2 separate regions of the Homo sapiens genome follow, and region 2 is linked to region 1. The links are chromatin contacts, found by Hi-C or POLR2A ChIA-PET in ENCODE. All regions are on one chromosome and are shown on one strand. The core of a region is the stretch at or near the end of the contact, and the rest is flanking DNA. Distances in the headings are between cores, read along the strand shown.

Region 1 (2,666 bases), core at 66-2,565:
TGCTTTCTGGCCTCACTACTCAATTTAAACTGCCCTGGGAAGGGTCAACAGTGGCTGCTGGATTATTAAATCCAGTGGAACCAGAGGTCACAAACTGGGGTCTGTGGGCATGCTCTTGTCCATGGATGGATTTCTCTTGGGCTTCATAGTGCTTTCAAATTTTTGAGTTGATTTCAACATTCAAAAATTGGGAAAGTCCATATAAAAATGCAGAATTCCAGCATCTCTTTAAAAATTGGAAGCTCTAACAATACTGGCCCCACCTTCTTGCATGGAAACAGCCTCTTGAGTAGACTAGTAGCTACCTCCCAAAGAGGATACCTGCTCTCCAGGGCCCCTTAGGCCCCACTTGGGTTTGGCCTTAGATATTTGATCACATTGGCTTTTGGCTTATGGATATTTGAGTTTTAGGCCTTCACGTTTATTAAAGTTAACTTGTGTCATTATCATCAAGGTTAAGACTAAAATTGTGTCTTCGTTAGTGTTCCTCCAAAAGCTGACACTGAGACTAGGATTGGGTGCAAGTAGTTTATCTGAAAAGTGATTCCTAAAAGCTTGGTGAGAGAGAAGGGAAGTGAGTCAGAGAAGAATGAAAGCCAATACAAGGTGAATTAATGAGCTGGAGGCTAGGGCAGTCACCTGGGGCTCCCTCCTGGGGGACCTTCTGAGAGACATTCTGAGAGAAGAAGTGGAACCAATAGTTGAGGAAGCTGGGGTGTTTGTCCACCAGCTCCTGTCCCTCATTGGAACCACTCCTGGAGCATTAACTCCCTGGCACTTCCGGGCAGTCCTGCTGACTTGCCGCACATGCCCACAGCCAGAGAATGGCCTGTCAGAGACATGCAGATGTGTAGGGTAGGAAGCTGTGGGCCTGTGGGAACTGTAGGTGACTGCCAGGTGCACAGTAGGCAGGGCCCTGACAATGTCTACAGAAAGCTGATTTCATCTCATTTCCCCATCATGCCTGGCACGGAGTTAGCACTTCATAAATGTGAGTGGTTGGAAGTTCTTGGTTTTCTTATGCTTCCCCTGATTACTTCTTATCGGAAATGAGATGAAGTTAAATGGGTAATTGTATAATCCTAGTTTGTTTGAGTCTCCCTGTGTAGTTGGGGCGGGGAGGGGAGGGGAGGAATTACTGAAATCATCCATTCTTTGCCTATAGGCAGATCACAGCTTTCCTTGAGAGCACTCTTGTTGGTTCCCTGAGTACAGTGTTGGATTTAATAGTCAGGAAAGTCTATTTTTACTTGGTGATGCCTCTGGGTGTTCTTCTGCAAGGTTCTGGCCTGGGTCCAAGTTGCTGTGGCACTGATTCCCAGCAGCATGTGGCCACAAGGATAAGGCATGAGTGAATTAAAGTTTAATTAAAGGTGAAACTCCAATATGGATGGAGCTGGCTGTCTCCTGCTGGGTAATTAGTGAGGCGAGGGTTTGAAAGGGCAGCACAAAGATCCCCGCTGATGTCAGACGCTCCTCCTAGGTATGTCCTCTTGGGCAGTTTTGTGGAACACCTTTTTTCCTCCCTGGCAGTAGAATAGAAAGATGTTGTAAACTAGTAGTAGAAACAAAGAACACCAATGTGGGTGGCCTGGGGTAGCAAATGCGAGTGGCTTCTCATAGGTTCATCATCAAATCGGTTACCATGACTTGCAGGCTCCTCCTCCTGAGCCCTTCAAGCAGCCATCTGGGAAAGACCAGGTGGAAAGGCGTTCTTGGGGACAGACCTAACTTTCATGGGTGTCAATGAGCGCTTTGTCCCGTGGTCTCCCTATTCTGGTGTACGTGTGAAGTGGAGGAGGGTCAATTTCTCAGCTTCTGTCCCCTTCAGGGGGTGTACTCAGAGCTGCGTGTTAGACTTCCCTGACCATTTTATCCAGAGCAGAACCAGGCTCCAAGGACCCCAGGAAATGGAGTGCGCGGACCTTCACAGTAATATCAGCAGTGCTAACAATAACTATACCGACGAAGTTCAGCAAGCACTCACTGTGCAGAGTGCAAGCTCAGGCAGTCATGCATCATCACACTCACTCATTCACTCCTCCCCGCAACACCGCAGCTCTGCCGGCACTTGCATCTTCCTTTTCACTCTCCAGGCCTAGTGCTCTCACAAGGCCAGCTGAAACAAATCTCTGGCGTGCTCATTGCTCTGCTCTCCTCAGGGTCCCTCATGATCCCTCCTTTCAGACAGCTGCAGCTCCTACCACCAACGGCTGGATTATTTTCTTATTTCCCATCTCAAATTTCTGAAAGCAAGAACATCCCAGTCTGCTGGGACCTGAGACTTATGCAGTTTTAGAGACCCCCTTTAAGAAAGGAATAAAAGCATATGAATGAATGCAATACTAGGCTCAGGGGCAAGGAGGAGGCCTGGACAGGCGAGGCACCAGAAAGTCCCAGTGTGTTTGTTTCAGGGTGAGTCGGCCTCTGCTAGAGTCTAATAATACGTTTTTATTCTGGTGGTTGGGGTGGAGTGGGGTGACAAGCCATGGTACCAAACCCAGTTATTAAAAGCTGGTGCATTTGAGCATGGTCCCTGTCTCTGATGTTCTCCTCTCAACCACGCAAGGAGGCCCGGTCTTCCAGAGTGGACTCAGCCACCTCACCATTTCATGTGTATTCATCCAGAAACTGGGCTTGGGAGAAACTTCCCTGGGGCCTTGGGC
Region 2 (2,666 bases), core at 45-2,544, 1.4 Mb before region 1:
TTTTATAATAGAGATCACTGGTACAGAGGAGCTTGATTAGGGTGCAATGGTATTTATTTTAATACCATTAAATATATATTATATATGTCATAAAATATGTAGCATATAGTAGTATATATAAATATATAACGTATATGTATAAATTCTGTGGAAGATTCTGGAAGGGCAGAACATTGGTGAGCAAATTATCCAACTCCACAGCAGCAAAAAGGTACTCATTGTCTATTGTCTCAATGATTCAGTCTCTATTTTAATAAGGTGACCCCGTACCAGTGAGCAAAGCCATGCCCACTCAAAGGTTTAGAACATGTTTGCTGTCATATACTGTGTCAGATTGTGTCGTCGTGGTTTTCTCACTATGAATTAGAAGTGATTTAATGGGCCGGCGCGGTGGCTCACGCCTGTAATCCCAGCACTTTGGGAGGCCGAGGCGGGCAGATCACGAGGTCAGGAGATCGAGACGATCCTGGCTAACACGGTGAAACTCCGTCTCTACTAAAAATACAAAAAATTAGCCGGGGGCGGTGGTGGGCGCCTGTAGTCCCAGCCACTTGGGAGGCTGAGGCAGGAGAATGGCGTGAACCCAGGAGGCAGAGCTTGCAGTGAGCTGAGATCGCACTACTGCACTCCAGCCTGGGTGAAAGAGCGAGACTCAGTCTCAAAAAAAAAAAAAAAAAAAAAAAAAAGAAGTGATTTGATGAAGATAATTTTTAGGGCTTTGTCCTTTTTTGTTGTTGTTCTTTATTGTCTTGCTGCATTGTTGCTGTTTGGTGTTGGGTTGTCATTAAAGCGTACAATTTTAATTTGATTTCTCAAAATGCAGATTGAGGTTCATCATGTATCAGACTGCACTCTCCAAACATCCTGTAACATGATTAATCAATAAGTGTAGTATTAACTCATTCTTTGTGTTGGTGTGTTAACGGGTTTGAAATTTCTCAGGTCCTAAGACAATTTAGCCACTACTTTAGATAAAAATCAATGGATGTTAAAGGAAATAAATAAATAGATAATACTGTTTAAAATGGATATTTGGAAGAGAGAATTTCCCATCTTTGGGGGAGGTATTGTTAGTGGTGGCAAATCCGTATGGGTCTGCCACAGTTTCAGTTCTTGCCTCCTCAGAAGAAAGAATTTGACTCGGGGGCATAGGCAGACTCAAGGCAAGTTTTAGAGCAGGAGTGAAAGTTTATTTAAAAGTTTTATAGCAGGAACAAAAGGAAGTAAAGTACAGTTGGAAGAGGGCCAAGTGGGCAACTTGAGAGACTCAAGTTTGTGGTTTGACCTTGGACTTGGGGCTTTATATGTTGGCATGCTTCCAGGGTCTGCATCTCTTTCCCCCTGATGCTTCCCTTGGGGTGGGTTGTTCGTATGTGCAGGGGCCTCCAGAACTTGGCAGGGGCTGCATGTGCACTGTGTTTACTGGAGTTATACACATGCTCACTTGAGGCAGTTCTTCCTTTACCACTAGAATGTTCCTAGAAGGTCATATACCAAACTCTGCCATTTTGCCTCTTAGTGCACATGTTGAGCCCAGTCACCTAACTCCTTAGATCTTACGAGGAAGCTTCTGATCACCAGTTTCAGGTGTTTCTATCTAGGGAGACTGCCTTTCCCTAGCACTGACTGTGACCAATAATTTTAGAGAGACAGTTAACAACCGCCTATCACCTGATGTTGCCTGATGTTCCTGGTTGGGGTGGGGTGCCCTCTCCTGCCCTGCTCATGTCTGCCTGACTACCTGCTATAACATTATGAGCTTGGATTATGAGGGAAGTACCCCCCTTTTGCATATAGGTGCTCTGTCCTGGAAAGGTGGTCTGGTTGAAGACAGAAAAGCAGTTACCTGGAAACATATGCCTGGCCTTTCTATAACTATGAGGCCATGGATGGTCTGTATTGAGCTTCTCTTTCTTTTGTAGGTAGGACTGGGGAGTGGCGTAGAACCCTGGATGAAGAAAGGGGATGGGGGTAGCAGAGTAGCTAAAATTTGTCTGCATAAGAAATAAAAATGTATTGGTTGGTGGGAGAGCTAAGAAAAGAGGAAAGGAGGCAGAAACAAAGAGGAGGGCTGCCTAGAAGCCAAAAAGTTAGGCAGCAGAATAGGAGCCCAGAGCTTGTGAAGGAAGAAGGCCTGTGAGAAAAGTTTTTTTTTTCTTTTTTAAAAATTATTATTATTTTTTAATTTTATTATTATTATACTTTAGGGTACATGTGCACAATGTGCAGGTTAGTTACATATGTATACATGTGCCATGCTGGTGTGCTGCACCCATTAACTCGTCATTTAGCATTAGGTATATCTCCTAAAGCTATCCCTCCCCACTCCCCCTACCCCACAACAGTCCCCGGAGTGTGATGTTCCCCTTCCTGTGTCCATGTGTTCTCATTGTTCAGTTCCCACCTATGAGTGAGAATATGCGGTGTTTGGTTTTTTGTTCTTGCGATAGTTTACTGAGAATGATGATTTCCAATTTCATCCATGTCCCTACAAAGGACATGAACTCATCATTTTTTATGGCTGCATAGTATTCCATGGTGTATATGTGCCACATTTTCTTAATCCAGTCTATCATTGTTGGACATTTGGGTTGGTTCCAAGTCTTTGCTATTGTGAATAGTGCCGCAGTAAACATACGTGTGCATGTGTCTTTATAGCAGCATGA

Evidence for each region. Hi-C counts contacts between places; a loop is a spot of excess contacts on that map. ChIA-PET counts read pairs that join two places held with the same protein, here RNA polymerase II (POLR2A). Pooled maps may share reads with other maps.
Region 2: a loop to region 1 is called in a map with no recorded cell type, with 2.7 times the contacts of the local background. The contact joins two enhancer-like sites. A Hi-C loop is called at or near these places in 1 of 168 maps with a recorded cell type or tissue (IMR-90), 2 of 37 single-sample maps with no recorded cell type and 1 of 50 pooled maps. POLR2A ChIA-PET finds 5 or more read pairs at or near these places in 2 of 52 experiments (OCI-LY7 and activated CD4-positive, alpha-beta T cell).

The regions. Positions count from the first base shown.
Region 1 is chr3:40,332,245-40,334,910 of GRCh38, reverse strand. No RefSeq gene overlaps it. Among named protein-coding and RNA genes, the nearest start is that of EIF1B, 24 kb to the right of the region's middle. Within about 2 kb of position 1,315, at least 2 of the 41 ENCODE cell types and tissues checked have a DNase peak (open chromatin) inside an H3K27ac peak, as active enhancers do.
Region 2 is chr3:41,689,964-41,692,629 of GRCh38, reverse strand. All of the region lies in intron 27 of ULK4 (unc-51 like kinase 4), which reads left to right. Among named protein-coding and RNA genes, the nearest start is that of ULK4, 270 kb to the left of the region's middle. Within about 2 kb of position 1,294, at least 2 of the 41 ENCODE cell types and tissues checked have a DNase peak (open chromatin) inside an H3K27ac peak, as active enhancers do.